Linked DNA regions of Homo sapiens: region 1 is linked to region 2. Evidence: chromatin loops called from intact Hi-C (ENCODE). Cell type or tissue: HepG2. All regions are shown on one strand. Links, peaks and the distances in the headings refer to the core of each region. The heading gives the core; the rest is flanking DNA. Region 1 overlaps SLC12A1 (solute carrier family 12 member 1). Region 2 holds the start of LOC124903485 (a long non-coding RNA gene).

The links. A loop is a pair of places that touch in the nucleus more often than their neighbours do. Peaks named below come from ENCODE experiments on the same cell type or tissue, not always from the same donor. Only the 100,000 strongest peaks of a DNase experiment are listed, where the experiment ranks them.
Region 1: it touches region 2 in a loop (17-fold over the local background); 23 of 110 quality-filtered maps call a loop at or near these places.

The regions. Positions count from the first base shown.
Region 1 is chr15:48,282,686-48,291,030 of GRCh38, forward strand. SLC12A1 (solute carrier family 12 member 1) reads left to right here. Exons shown (of 27, transcript NM_000338.3): 21 at 2,421-2,564; 22 at 5,358-5,489; 23 at 5,720-5,831. Among named protein-coding and RNA genes, the nearest start is that of DUT, 45 kb to the right of the region's middle. In HepG2, for the core only: a CTCF peak has its summit at 3,253 (motif pointing left); DNase peaks (open chromatin) are centred at 1,366 and 3,256.
Region 2 is chr15:48,107,594-48,115,938 of GRCh38, forward strand. It overlaps LOC124903485 (a long non-coding RNA gene), which reads right to left and starts at 2,529. Exons shown (of 2, transcript XR_007064619.1): 1 at 2,348-2,529. In HepG2, for the core only: a CTCF peak has its summit at 4,831 (motif pointing right); no DNase peak of the experiment used is centred there.

The DNA.
Region 1 (8,345 bases), core at 79-8,078, 170 kb after region 2:
CATATAGAACCGTATCTTTAGGGTCCTCCTTTTAAAATGACATGTTGGATGGGCCATCATTTTGGGGGATTAACTTAGCCCATTACACCATATGCCTGAGAGTGTTTAGGTTTATCTGATGATAAAGCATAGGAAGGTAATAAAACAACTCTGAAATAGTAATAATAATAAGCCACAGGAGGAAGGTCTTCATGGTGGGAAGCATATGCAGATCTCTTTGCATATGAACCCTGTAACTTGCTGGGTGATATCAGGCAACTCACTTAACCTATTAGTTTCTTCATCTACAAAATGAAGATGATAATAGTAGTAACTATCTCAGAGTTGTTTAGAAAGGAATAAAATGCAACACAGTCCCTGGCACCCAAAGAGTGTGCAATAAATAGCAATTGCTAAAATAACTCCCAGGCATCTCAAAATACTCAATTTGTTTTGCATGACTAGGCCCATTTCCAAAAGTTGCATAAATATACTGCCTATAGAATGCCATTCTTGCTCTGTTTTTTAAGGACCTCCAAAACACTATGCAGAAACTTTGTTTATTCTTTTTGCAAAGCTTGGGGGGTGGGAAAAGGAAAGGGTTACAGTTTTCCATTTCACAGACGGGAAATCCGAGGCATAGAAAAAGTAAATTACTTGCCTAATGTCACATAAAGCCAGCAGCAGAGCTGTAATTGGTTGTGACCCCCCAGTGCAATGCAGCTTGTCTTCTCCTTTCAAAAGTCAGGGGTAAGCAACTTCTGTCTCAGCTTTAATACCATCAGTCTAATTTCTCAGATTTTCTATAGCTGCTGATCTTGAGAACCTTTGAAGCTTTGGGGAAATCACATGGGTGATTTGACCTTAAATCTCATGCCACTCGCAAAAGATTAATTGCTAAGACCTGGAAAGGGGCCAGACAATTCTGTGTAGCTGAATAGCAGCATCGTCTAGGGATGTGACTGTCCTGACAGATTTAGTTAGTACATAATTGATAAATCTAGAGTTTGTATAGCTTCGCTTCACAGATAGATAACGCAATGGGCTCCAAGGGTTGACATTTACAGAAGCTCTCCCAGTGTTTTGTAACACTGAATCTAGGTTTTCTATCCTCTTCCTCTGAGCATTGCTCATTTTCTAAGGCTCTGTTCTCAGCAGGCAATAAGATGAGGGCATCTGACAAGAGTGCCACCTCACCCAGTATAAGCAAGAAGCAAGAAGCCTCCTAAGTGTAGCACTGTCATATGACTGCTTTGAAAGTCTTATTTACCCTGATTCAGTGCAGGGTGAGGTCAAAGAGAGATCCAGCACATTACATAGCAGCTAGGAAATTTTCGTCACAATCGGAATCCAAAAAAGATAAAAGGCAGCCAGATACAACATCAAAGCTTGGATAGTGTGTCTCAACCTTGGGCAGGAAATTTTGCACTGCTTGACTCCTGTTCCAGACTAAAACATGTCACAAGACCCCTTTTAGCAATTTGAACTCTGACAGGCACCCAGAAACCTCAGCTTTTATTTCTTTGACTTTGGTCACCCACTCCACAAAGTTATTTTGCTTATTGAAAGGAATTGGTGGTGGATATTTTCCATTGTAATTTGTATCCAGAGCCTATAGAGTTTATTGTAAGATTTTGTTATCTTTTCTTAATTCTTGCTGTCTAGTTTTATGTTTCAATTCATGAAGCATTGTTGTGTGGCTGATATATACTCAGTGTACTTCTGTAATTTTGTCACTTCCAGTTGTAAAACATCTGACCCACTAGCTTAGGTCAGTAAATCAGTGGCTTACAGTGTGAAAGATTTTCTGTTTGTTTGTTTTTGCATGGTAGTGAATAAGGGTGGCATTAAATAGCCTCTCTTGCCCTCACAAATAAAAATGCTGTAACTTCATGTATCATAACTTAACACATAGAGCTGTTTTTCTAAGCTAGTTGTGACAACTTTCTGAATACAATTTACTAAGATACATTACTTTTTCTCTTTTCTTTTGGAGACACGATCTCACTCTATTGCCCAGGCTGCAGTGCAGTGGCATGATCATGGCTCACTGCAGCCTCTACCTCCCAGGCTCAGGTGATCCTCTCACCTCGGCCTCCCAAGTAGCTGGCACTACACACCACACCCAGCTGATTTTTGTATCGTTCATAGAGATGGAGTTTCACCATGTTGCCAAGTCTGGTTTCAAACTCCTGGGCTCAAACGATACACCCATCTTGGCTTCCCAAAGTGCTGAGATTACAGGCATGAGCTACCTCACCCAACCAAAATATATTACTTGTATTAGAAGATAATATATAAAAATCATTTAGAAAAAATTACTATGTATAAACAATTATTTTATCACATACATACCATTTTAAATATTAAAAGTTTATAAGATTGTTTCTAGAAACTTTGTAGTTCTGAGTTAAGTAGGTGATTTTGTCTTCTTTCATCAGAGGAATTAGAGAGATTAGAACAGGAGAGACTAGCATTGGAAGCGACTATCAAAGATAATGAGTGTGAAGAGGAAAGTGGAGGCATCCGAGGCTTGTTTAAAAAAGCTGGCAAGTTGAACATTACTAAGACAACGCCTAAAAAAGGTAAGAACTTTTTAAAATTTGCAAAAAAGTTTACAAGATGAGTCACTATTTGAGCATCTATGAAGAGTCCGAAGTCAGCATCTAAGATGTTGGGAGCATTGAGTGTGGGTAGGAACTGAAAGGTTTCTCTCCAGAAGGTAGTATGGATAAACGGTAGCAGCTATTGTCATTTATCAACCTCATTAAGTACTTTGTACCATCTTACTGTCAAAAATTATTTTTTAAATGTAATATTTGGTTTGGAAGTCAAATAGTGCTTAAGCAGATTGCATGCCATAAAACAGAAGTTTCTCAGTTAAGATGGAAAGGGGATAGAAATTTAAGAGCCAATACCCAAACTGTCTTATCCACAGACACCCTTACCTTTCAGACATTTCAGGGAACTGAAATACGACTAGTACATGCAAATACGGTATCCAGCTGGAACGCTGATTTCAACAAAAGCATCTTTATCACAAACCAGAATGCACGACTTAGAACTTTATTGGTACTCACTACCTGTAGATTTCATCTAAATGCTACACTTATATGTGGACTTATGGTATGCAGTCCTGGGACAAAGGATCAGAGGTTGGGAGAGCTTGTTACACATTTTATAAACAGATGATTCAAACGTTTGGTTTTTTGAAAATTACTTCCCGAAACGCTATGGGTTTGAGTTTAATGAGGTCCACAGTGACCTCTGCTGGTCAAAAATCAGAATGTTACCAGGCATTTGTTTATGCACGAATGTCCTGTAGTTACTGAAGTCATACACTGGTGTGAGGCCAGGAAAAGATGGTTTCTCTGGGAGGGTCTCCAAGTCAAACAGCAGGATCCAAGTGGAGACTTAGCAAGCTTCTGGTCTAGGTTGACCGGCGCCAACCCTTTAAAGAGGCCCTTCGACAAGGCCATCTCCTACCCTGTAAATCGTTTGTCTGTTTGCTTTCCTACTATAGCCCAAGGACGAAATTTCACCTGTAATATAATAGTTTTATATATCCACAGAGAATGATGGGAAATCCAGATATTGCCCCACTTCAAATACTCTGGCTACTGTCGAGCTCCTGGGATACCCCATGGGCCGTGGCCTACTCCTTACAGTCCACCTTAAAATGACATAAATGATGTGTTTGAATTCAACTTGAAGCTACATCAGGACTTTTAGGGTGAAAATATTTAAATAAGACTGTTCTGGATGCTAACTATTATCTTCTTTTCTTTCTAATTATTTGGTTTAACTGTGAAAAAAGTTAACAATCCATTAAATCTGCTCTATTAAGTGGTACAGTCTGGAAAATAATGGGAAATTCCAAAGTCATAGCCCAATAATGTGCTCCAACTAGAGAGAGGGAAGCATTAATGTCCTTATTATGACAGCGGGACTTGTTATTTATTCTGGAAGCTTATTTCTGCGTCACAATACTTGTTTTGGCAAAAATATACTCTTCCAAAAGTCAACATGTCAAATTGTTCAGAAAAGAAAAGTAATAATGTTATATACTGTTTTAATACCTAGAAGTTTAAACACAGCTCTAAAGTGGGCCCATTCACTACTCTGGGCTTCCATTGCTTGTCAACTCTTTTGAGTTCTAGACGAGAACCAATCCTGCCTCCAGGTACCTGAGTGTGAACAGGAGGCCTCTGGCTGCTTTGACTTGTCTGTAAGTGAGGGCAGAGCTTGGTCCATTTTGTAAATAAATTTTTCTCCCTCAGCGGTCCCAGGGATGTAAAAACAATATCAGATCATTGCTTCAGAACTGACAGACTCTAAACATGGAAACAACAAAAGATAAAACAAAGCATCTTCAGAACCTCTTAGATCAGAGAGGAAGCTCTGAAGAGGCTGTCAGCCCTCCTCTAAGCACCAGGCTGACACCACCACTTTGAAACACAGCAATAAAGTCATGACTTTCAAAGACACAGATATGAGAAATGCTACGTACGCTGTGGCAAATAAACCCCTCTTGGCAAACAGGAACAGGTCCAGTTCCAACACTGGCCGAGTTCCCTGGTACACTTTCACTGTATCCATGTTAGGGTAGAAATCACATTTAAAAAAATTGTAACTATTTTATATACACCCTTAATTATAACTCAAGTAAAGATGTTTTGTATTTCCATATTTTCTAAGGTTTTTTTTTTTTCATCTAATTCACAAAGATTCAAATAGCTCAAATGGCTTTACTTTAGCTTCGCAAGATTCCTTGAAAAGAAAGCAGAAGAGTAAGCCAGGCCAACTAAGAGACTAAATAGTCATAGAGTTCAAGATGCACACAGTCCCTGGCAAATTTTATAAACCAGACCTGAATGGAACTTAAACCAAAATAGTGCTTCATGAATCAATTCCCTAATGAACGGATATTTCTGATTCTATAGCTTATTTCTAGAAAACCACTTACCACATGTTAAGTAAATACAAAAATATTAATATCATTAAGGTGATTTATATCTGAGATTTTGGGAAATGTGGATATTCTGGCTAGTAGCATTGTTGCATGCCTAAATAATAACTCCACTCTGAGACAGATTACTAAAGGTCTGAAAAAATCCATTGTCTTTTAATAAAAACTATTATTATAAAGCTGTTTTACTTATTGACTGTCAATATTTTATTTAACTATTGAAGGTGTTCTCAATTATTCTGGGATTGGACTTTTATCTCTGCCTTTTGAAGAATACCGCTATTTATTTTAGGTATAATAAACATGAATCTGTGACCTTTTCTCTATTTTCATCACTAGATTGATTGGAAAGTTATTTTGTTTCTGCCCTCAAAAGCAAACAGATGCATCAATTCCTCTTTCGTTTCAGATGGCAGCATTAACACAAGCCAGTCGATGCATGTGGGAGAGTTCAACCAGAAACTGGTGGAAGCCAGCACTCAATTTAAAAAGAAACAAGAAAAAGGCACAATTGATGTTTGGTGGTTGTTTGATGATGGAGGTAAAAACTTTCAGAAAATACACTAGGGACAAGAATTTCAATTTTGATAAACTTAAACTGCATGAGAAGGTATATGGGAACAATACTGGTTAAAGAATAACATTTCTGTGTTCTCCAAAGACTATAACTTAATTAAGAGCTATCAATGTGGTAATGAATAAAGATATAAAGCTATTCATTTCCTTCCATTTAGATATACTCATTGTGTCATAATTTATTCTTTATTCCAGGGTTAACACTTCTTATCCCCTATATCTTAACTCTCAGAAAAAAATGGAAAGACTGTAAATTAAGAATCTATGTGGGAGGGAAGATCAACCGCATTGAAGAAGAAAAAATTGTGTAAGTAGTTTGCCACTCACATGTTAGGTCATTTCAGAGGTTTGTTGCTTTAATGCTTTAATTTTAATAACTTTAAGTGTCTCTGAGACACAATAGACTCAAAGACAAAGCCACCAGGATAGGCCTCGTGTTTACTTGGTTATCTGGTCAGTAAATTATTCGCATATTTTTCCTGATCGCTGTCTTCAAGCAAGTCCTCTTATCCTCTGTCACAAATGCTTTCCAAAAGGAAGGTGCCACAGAAGCCTCATCTCAAGTCTTGAGTGGGAGCTTCGTTATCTCATATAATGCTTATTTTGTTCTGACCAGTAAAGGCATCCAAGAAAAGAAGAGCCTGAAGGAAATCTGGGTCCAGTTGCTTTTTCTGTGGGAATTCAAAACTCCTAATTCATGGCAGTCACTCTTAGAACAGCATATGTAAAAGAGAACTAAATGGAGAGACTGCACCTGGGTTCTAGCCCCAGCTCTGCCATCAAGGAGCTGCAGGACTTTGCAACAGTCTCCAAACGCATCTGGGTCCCCAGTTTCTCCTTTGTAGTTTGAAAGAGTTTAAAGGGATGACTGTAGAGAACTCTTAATTAAAAAAAAAAAATCCCACAGTGTAAGTCTGTATCTTTCTCATTAATTTAGCCATTGAGAGTTGATGCCAGTTGTGAGAATAATAAGCATGCTGAGAACATGACACATCTAGAGGTCTCTGATGGAAATCCAGAAAACCACCTTCAGCAGCTCTTAGTCCCTCAGGGCACTGAGGGACTAAGCTCTGAGCCCTTCCTGGAACCAGCACTTCCAGAAGTCACAAAATAATGACAGGCTTTATTCAGTAATTTTTAACATTTTCTCTTCCCTCTTAGGATGTATTATGCTGTGAATGTGACATATATATATATATATATATATATATATATATATAATGTATAACTATGTATAACTGTATAATGTATAATGTATAACAATGTATAACAATGTATATACACACACACAGTTATACACTGCTACATTGTTACATTCTGAGAAATGTATCAGGCAATTTCCTATTGTGCAAACATCATAGAGTGTACTTACACAAACCTAGATGGTATAGCCTACTACACACCTAGGTTATATGGTATATGCTGTTGCTCCTAGGCTACAAATCTGAACTGAATACTATAGGCAAATGTGACACAATGGTAAATATTTGTATATCAAAACACAGAAATGGTACAGTAAAAATACAGCATAAAAGGTAAAAAATGGTCCACTTGTATTGGGCACTTACCATGAGTGGAACTTGCAGGACTGGCAGTTGCTCTGGGTGAGTCAGTGAGTGGTGAGTGAATGTGAGGCCCCAGGACACGACTACACTACTGTAGATTTTATCAACACTGTATACTTGGGCTACACAAAATTTATACAAAAATACTTTTCTTCAAAGCTGGACCTGGGAATAAAAAATATTTTTTTCTTCAATAATAAATTAACCTTAGCTTACCGTAAACATTTTTACTTCATAATTTCTAAGCTTTTGACCCTTTTGTAATAACACTGAGCTTAAAACGTATTGTACAGCTATGCAAAAGTGTTTTCTTTATATCCTTATTCTATAAGCATTTTTCTACTTTTTAAACTGTTTTCTTTTTTTCTTTTTAAATATTTTTGTTAAAAACTGAAACATAAACACACACATTAGTGTAGGTCTATCCAGGGTCAGGATCATCAATATCACTGTCTGCCACCTCCACATCCTGTATCCCACTGGAAGGTCTTCCAGGGCAATAACAGGCATGGAGCTGTCATCTCCTGTGAAAACAAAGCTTCCTCTGGAATACCTCCTAAAGGACCTGCCTGAAGCTGTTTCACAGTTCACTTTTTTTAATAAGTAGAAGGAGTACACTCTAAAATAATAATAAAAGGTATAGTATGTAAACACATAACCAGTAACAGTCATTTATTATGTTATCAAGTATTATGTACTGTACGCAATTGTATGTGCTATATTTTTATATGACTGGCAGTGCAGTTGGTTTGTTTACACCAGCATCATCACAAATGTGTGAATAATGTATTGTGCTATGCCGTTACAACAGCTACGACATCACTAGGTGATAGGAATTTTTCAGTTCCATTATAATCTTATGGGACCACCATCGTATATGCAGTCTGTCATTGATCAGAATGTTTTTATGTGGTGTATGACTGCATATATATTATGCATATATGCATATATGCATATATGTCTTTTCAATCAAAGCAATATGATATTTGTATGCTAATATTATATAGATTTAATTATACTTAAAGAGGATCATATTAACATGGAAACTAACATAATGTCTATAATATTTTATATTTCTTAAAGCTGCCAATATTTTATTGGGACAATTAGTATAATTTGAAAATGTTTTGTGGCTTAGATGGTAGTATGGCACCAATGTTAAATTTTCCAATTTCAAAAATTGTGCTCTCTTTATATAAGAGATTGTCCTTGTTCTTACGAACTGCTCACTGAAAAATTTAGGGGTAAAGGTGCCT
Region 2 (8,345 bases), core at 310-8,309:
GGGATGTTTCATATTTCATCTTAACCCCTAACTGCTCCCTCCTTTAAAGCCGCCCACCTTCTACTCTGGAAATACCACATTCCTCTGGTTTTCCTACTACCTCAGTGACCCTGTTTCTGAAATTCATTTGCCAGCTTCTCCTTGCCTGCCTGGCTGCACCTCTGATCTCTAGACCCCTATATTCAACTGCCCACTTGACACACAGGTGTTGGAAGGACAGCGGGCTGTAGGGTGGCAAGAGAGATGACAAGGGACAAGTCAGGAGGCTATTGCAGAACTCTGGGCAACAGATGATGGTGGTGATGGATATGGAGAGGAGTGAGTTAACTCAAGAGAAGTTTAGGAAGCAGAGTTATCAGAACTCAGTGATTGATGGATGCTGTGAGGGAAGGGAGAAGTAGGAGTCACAGATGACAACCTGGGCGGCATCATTCACTGAGATTGGAAATGGGGAAGAAAGATGGGCCACATATAATACATCCTTTAGAAATGTTCCAGAAACCTGGTTTCTCCCAGCTGAGCTTTTAAGAGGTTTTATTCCCCTGCAAACAAAACAAAACAAAAAAACTGATATGTAGATACTGTCCATCAAGATCCACACACTCTGACCATCCTTGTCTTCCAACGTTACATGGACCATGTTTATTTGCTCAGCACTCTGTCTCCAGTGCTAGCACTGCATCTGGTATACAGCAGGTGCTCTATGAATAGTTACTCAGTAACTGAAAACCTAGTTAGCAAACCCTTATGAACAGTTAGGGACTACAGAAGAATGGGTGCTTCTTAACTTCTCTGTGCCTCTCCTTCCTCATATATAAGATGAGAATATTAGTGACAAATTTCTCCTAAAGTTATTGTGGGAATTAAATATCATAATAAATGTAAATGCTTAGAGCAGTGCATGCTCAAAAGAGCTATTTTGATTAATAATATACATAATTAATAATAATATATTTTAGGAAACTTCTACTCTGCCATGTAGAAGGGCCAAATGACTTTCATGATTTTTTTTTTTTAACAGAAAACTGTGGATCTTCAGGAGAGTAAGACCTGGACTTTGCTGAAACTTCTGAGCTCTGCTTCAGTCTCCTAGGCGCAAAGACCTGGTCTCTATGAAGCTCAGTGTCTGTGAGACGCTACCATCATGGCAGCCCCCGTTCATGTTTCTCTTGCTGACCTATCCTCTGCAGGGGAAGCCAAGTCTGCTAACGGGGTGGTGCCGTGCGGACACTCAATGTTGCAGTTAAACCACATCCCTTAAGAAGGAAACCTAAGGTGGCTGCTCATTTGAGGTTCTCCAGTGGCCACACCAATGATATGAGTGTGAGTCCACATGCAGGACGATTTAATGGCTGTGCAGTCATGCTCAAAAGGTAAGCACAGAAGGCGGAGAAGGACAGCCTGCCCTTGAAATGAAACCTCTTGTTCCCTTTGTATCCAGGAGGAAAATCTCATTAGAAAGATCCTCCAGAGCCACAAAAATAAGCACATGCGTCAAAAGGAGGGCAGAAAGCCCAGGACACGAGGCGGGGGGGCGCTGAGATAAAAAGATTATAGCTAGAAAACAGCCAATCCCACCATCATAGCTGCTGCCTCATCCCTTCCACACTTTCCAGACCCCCAAACTTGGCGGAATAACAGGGTCTGCTGTGGGAGACTAAGAGGCGGCCAGCCCAGGGCTCAGTGCACTGCCGCAGTGCTCTGCCATCAGTAGCAACCAGCATTTGCCTGGTGCTCTGGGGTTTACAAAACTCTTTCATATAGATATAAAGGAGATAATGTTTTCAAAATGCCTTCCAACTTTTTTTTTTTTCATTTCCTTTTGCCTTATGGCTACCCACGCATTGAATCAATGGCATTCATTGCTTCAAGTAAAGGCCAAACACAGCCTAGAACAAAGGAGTCATTCCCCAACTTCAAGTGTCAAATGCAATTTTTTTCCTTCTATCCACAGAGGGCAACAGTTTTAAAAGCCAAGATTTGTTGAAGGAAAAAAGAAAGCATTTTCTAAAATCTAAAACTCACTGTTTACATATCAAGAGTAAAGTTTGGAAGTCTGAGCATAGAACTCTACCAGGCTACCGAGCAGGCTGAGTCTATCAGGGAGATGAAGTCACTGAAGGTAGAGTTCTTCAGAGGCTGTCACTGAGATGAAGTTGGGAGTACAAGATATTTATTGGGCTCAGGAACTGTGAGAGGGAGCAGGATCGGGAAGTGGGAGAAGTCAAACTTCAAAGTTAAGTCCAACAAAGCCTCAGCTAAACCAGAGGGCAGCTCCGAAATGAATATTAGCCACTAGAGCTGTGTGTCGGGCTGAAATGGCTGGGCTTTTATGTCCCTGCCTTACCTGGACATGGGCTGCCCTGTGAACCTCTTGCCCTCAGGTGAGGTGGCTCCCTGCTGCTGAGGAGTGCATGAAGGGGCTGTGAGCTGGCACTCATAGCAGCTGGGGTGACATTCCTTCCTCAAGGGGGATCTGGGAGGCCCACGTCCATGTAGACCACAGTGATCTAATAGTTTCAGAAAGAACTGGAAAACGAGAGAGAGAAAGGCAAAAGGTGAGATTTGTGTGTCCTCATGTTCTAGAAAAAAAGTAATATAGTTCTAATTCCTTGGACATATCTAAAACAGCAGCCCAGCAGGCCAAAACGCAAGGACCCTTTTCACAAAGACTTCTGCAGGTCATGCACTCAGCAGACAGACTTACTAGGAATGGCCATAGTTCCAGTCCCAGGAACAGTCTTGGACTGCATGGGCATGATGTACTAAGCTACTCAGATTACAATGGTCAGTCTTTATGGTCAATTCTGCTCCTTGTTCTCTAGCCCCACACCAGCCTCCTCTGCAACAACAACTGCAACAACAACAGAGATATGACAGCCTCCCTCTCTCATTGCTAAGGAAGGACTTCAAAGCACACTGAGTAATTTGCATTTCTTATCCCAGGACAGAGAGAATTATAATAAAGCATTCGTTGGCTTTTTCTCTTCAGGACCAGAGTCTTGTATGTTCAGTTCTTTGGCTTTTGAGTTCCAAACCTGTAGGAGAACTTCTAAGCCCAGCAAATTTTGAAGCATCCCTGATGAATTCCTTCATCCCGATTATTTATAATAAAGGAGGCATTAATCTCCCCACACAGGGATGGCAGCCTTCACATAGAAGACTAAGGAAAAATGATGGTGCTAACTCAGACCCTGAGGGGTTTATTATATTAAAGTGAAGGAAATAAATCTCCACACTCTATTGTGTTTGAGTCAGGGCCCCTCCACTTCTTGTTCTCACTGGCCACCCCCTCAGAACCCCCTAATGAAACAGAGCTAGAGGAGAAAATGGCAAAGCCAAGCAAGAGGCCTTTTTCCAGATCACTCCTTAAACCACCACATACTGAAACACTCAGGAAAGGCTTTTATTCAAACTCTGAGAACAAAGGCAGAGTAAGGCTAGCACAAATGAAGTAAGAGCAACAAGTATCAAAGAGCAGAGGCTAAATATCCAATTCCATTCTGTGTAAATACAGCTAATGAAAATGTCTTATCTGTTAATTTTTTCCCCAGCTGATGGCCTGCCCAATGCATTCAGTTTCATTGAGAGTTAAGGACTCTGCCAAGTTCTACTAACATAAAATGTGCTCTCATACAGTAGTACAGAGGGAAAAGGGGTTGATATTTTTGTTTTTTTATCACACAGCCTAAAAAGCATATGGTATTATCCACAATGACTGTTTCAGAAAGAATGGGGAGGAAGATTTTAACCCAGATTTGGCAAGCTCTAAAATTATTTCCACTCTAAAATATTGTTTATTTTAAATAATATTTGATCTGCAAAACTTGACTACTGCCAAAATAATTTAAACTCCCCCTTAGTATTTAGAGGACTAGAAGATGCCTTCCAGTGAAGGAAATAAAAAGTATAACTTTGAGAAGACAGTGAAGACCTCCTAGGAATTGAAAATGTTTTAGACAATTTTCACAGCATTGGAGCCATACAGCAGTAAAATTAGACCAATCTGAATTGGGTCGAAAATTAGGAATGTTCACTCATGCTCTAAACCAGTGCTGAACCCTGGTTTTAGTGCCTAACTTGAGTCTGGGAAAGGACAAGGGTCTGGGGAAGTTGGCAGGTGCCTTGTGAATATGTGAACCATTGAGTGAAATGCCATTCAACACTCAGTCATGGCTGTGGCTCCAGTTAGAAACTCATGTGATGGTTAGAGACAAAAAAAAAAAAAAATGACACTCAGTAGATAAGATGAAAGCTCCTAGTCGAGCTGATGCCCATACTGACCTCCTGTTCCAGGATCCTGAGGGAAAGCTGCCCATGCAACAGCAGCAACTGAGGTAATGAAGGCTCCACATAACAATGCATTTACATTCAAAATCCACTCTGCTCCACATTGTTCTTAGCAATCACTCACTCATCTTGCTAAATGTTACCCACGCGATCTGACTCTGCATGTTTACATTGCAAAAGGTAACTGTGAAATATGTACATTGTTTTCTGCGTGTATATTATATATTCCAGTAAAAAATTAAAAATAAACAAGTAATATTGACAAGCTGGAGTCAGAGTATGGGATAGCCCAAGCCATCTGCTTCCTTTCCCTGCCTTAGTCTTCATAGTGATCAGGGACGCCTATGGAAGCCTTCATATTGAGGGATAGGGATGCAGATAATAAAGTGCAAGGGTGATCAACATTGCGAATTCTTCATTCAGTGGCAGAGTCAGAATGCCTTTTCAAACGACAGATTTCACAGGCCTCCTAACACTACATTGGCCTGTGTTCCCTTCAAGGGAAGCTGGGAAAGCCCAACCTGTGTGGAAGCATCAGCAGGTGGAGCTGAAGAGCTAATGGAGCCGCTGAGTAAGGGGACATCTCAGACAAGTGCTTCCAGAACTGGGCAGATGGCATTTTGGATGAGATAGAAAGGCAAATGTACAAAAAACCCTGCGGAGTCCTAATAAGATAAGCGAGCAACAATAAGGAAGGGGCCCCAGGTCGGAGAGAATAATTGTTCTGAGAAACTGCTAATCACAGACAACCTGCAGACATGCTGTTTCCAAATACCTCATTCACATGTAGACCCCAGCAGCAGGACCTGATCTGCATACCTTATCTGCATGTACCCCCTCCAATATGACCCCATAAAACTTCCCTCCAGCCCCTGCCTCTTTGCAGACAGCCCCTTCTCTGCTGTGCTGCCTGTTGCACCCTTGCAATGTATCTTCGAACTTTATCAAATCTGCCTTTTTTTACCTATAACTGTCCTGGTAAATTCTTTTACCACCCATAACACCGGCCCCAGCCAGTCACACCCTCAACAAACTCAGTGTGTTATTACAGGGTCCTGTGGATGTTATCAAATAAAATTCAAGGTGGACTAGCTTATCTACTTTATACATTCATTCAATAATGTTTATTAGATACCCAGCATGTGCCTGGCACTGTGTTGTACACTGGAAGTGCTGTAGGAAATGAGGTAGACATGGTTTCATGCCCTCATGAAACAGATTCTGAGGAGGTGGCTCAGCTTAATAGTTAAGGATATTCATGCACTTTGGCATTAGACATACCTTTGTCTACATCCTGGCTTTTTCACTTATGAGCTATGGATCCTCAGATCTTGGGTAACTGACTCAATCAATCATCTATAAAGCAGGGCTTAGCAATATTCACCCCAGTAGTTCCCCACCCTCCTAAAATCACATAGGAATTTTTTTTAATACCTATCCCTAAGCCATCCTTATAGATTGTGATTCAATTGGTCTGGGTAAGTACCAAATCATCAGTAATTTTAAAACCCACCAGACACATCTATTGAGCAGCCAGTGAGAACTACTCCTCTATTCATTAGGGTCTGTGGGGGAACTGTACTGAATAGTGTACGTGAATACCTTGTGCTTAGTAAACATGTTAGCTTTGATTCCCAAACATCACAGCTGCTGTCTCACTAATCAGAGGAATCAGAGGCCCAGGTATATGGGAGAAGACTGTTAACCTGAAGCTGGGCCATGAGCAAGTAAGAGCTGAAGATCATTCTAATGGTTTTTCCCTAAGGGGAAAAAATGACTGCCAGTCTATAACTTGATCACAGCTAAATAACCACCGCTGTGTTGATTTTAATGGGTAAGCTAACTTGGCTATTTCAAGAGATGGCTTATTTATTGATTTATTTAAATTTCCATTTTTACTACAAGCCATTCAGTGCTTAATATTGTTTCATACTAGCAAATGCTAATTAGGAGTAGAATTAAGAACATATCTTAGAATCATATCTGACCCAGACCTTTCATTTCACAAATGAGAACAAGGAAGCCCTAAGAAGTGAAGTGATTTTCCCAAGGTCAAACATCCAGCAGGTGCAAAGTTTTGTTTCATTTGTTCTCAGCACAAACTTGTATAACAATTTAGCTGTATGCAACTTTACATAATACAGATGTTCTTTAATTTATGGTGGGGTTATGTTCCGATATATCCATCTTAAAAAACAAAACAAAAAAAAACTATCCTTTTTGTATAGTTATTTTAAAGAAACACATACATTTATCAAAATTTTTAAGTAAACGAAAAGTCGTAATTATAAAAAAGAAAATATAAGTCAAAATGCAGAAGGGTTCCCTAATGGTTGTATTAAATAGAATCTTCGTAAAGCAAATCACATGTGCAGTGTACTAAAATAATTTTCTGATTAAAGAATACATCTATGAATGCTTTTGGTTAAAAACAAAAAGCTTTTTGAAGATGGAGACAGTGGTTATATGGTTTTCCAATCTCTCCAAATTCCTACATAGAAATAGACAAAGCAACTAGGTAGCAAATCCAAAGACTCATGGACAAGAGTGATAATTATGTCAAGCTACCCCTATGAAACTCAAATACAAATGAGTGGGGACAAACTATCGTTATGACACCAAATATGCATGGTATCGGCTTCTATGAGAGAGAAGTACAGGATGGGCACAGGGAATCCGACTGACCTGAGAAATGGAGACCCCAAAATACACAACAGGTATTTGTAAAAGTACCATAAGACAATTCGAGAACAATAGCTACAACTATAAAAGGTTTGGCTCATTCCAATAGCGGGTGAATATAGAGGTCATAGTAAGGTCTGACCCATATGAACCCTCAAAACTGATCAGCCAGAGCTCCTTTCAGCACAGGGCCCAATGCATGGAGGTCTTAAACTACACATTGAAACTGCTACCCATGGCGGAAAAGCTAACAGGATAGAGACATTTGAGAATAAAGGGAAAGAGAAGATCCAGATAAACACAGGCGTGGAGGACTGTTGACAGAAAATCTCATGCTATTTTGGAACAAAATAACAAAGTCATGTTATTTTGGAACACTGTAAGAAACAATGAAAGAGGGAGCTCTGCGAATTGAGAAAAGCCACAGTGAATAACGCTTTCTTCTAAAAGTTCAAGAAAAAATAATTTTCTATAAAAATGAGGAAAGAAAGGCATAGAGGTTAAAGCCCACACAAAGTTATTGTAAGAATAAAAGAGCCAGGCATGGTGGCTCACACCTGTAATCCCAGCACTTTGGGAGGCTGAGGCAGCAGATCACCTGAGGTCAAGAGTTTGAGATCAGCCTGGCCAACATGGTGAAACCCTGTCTCTACTAAAAATACAAGAATTAGCCAGGCATGGTGGCACACACACCTGTAGTCCCAGCCACTCGAGAGGCTGAGGCATGAGAATCACTTGAACCTGGAAGATGGAGGTTACAGTGAGCCAAGATGGTGCCACTGCACTCCAGCCTGGGTGACAGAGTGAGACTCTGTCTCAATAAAAATAAATAAATAAATAAATAAAAGAATAAAAGATAATAAGAAGTAGAATTACATCCCTTCGGATAATAGAAGTGTGCCAGGAAGACATGTCCACAGAACAGATCAAAATTGCAACCTTCTAAAATCTAAAAAATAAAAAAAAAAAAGTGAAGGAAATCATACAGAACATAAAGAACAACCTAAATCAGAAGTAGAAAAAAAAACTCAGAAATTAGGTGGTAGGACTCTGGAAAGAATTAGATATAAAGGATAAAAGCCATCCCAAAAATTAATATCAAGCTAGAAGGAACGCAAGAGCAATAAACACGACAGATAATGTCTTCAGAGATAGAAAGGAAAAAGCTGAAAAAATTTTAAGTCAAAAAAGAAATTGAAAAGAGAGATAAAGAGGATTTGTAACCAAGTTAAAATATCGAAGATACTCAAAGAACGTCCAACATAGAAATAGTGGAAGTCTCTGGAACAAGAAATCCAGAGAAAGAGGGCAGAACAAACACTAAGAAATATAATTCAAGAAAACACTCCTGAAATAAAAGGATTTGAAATTAC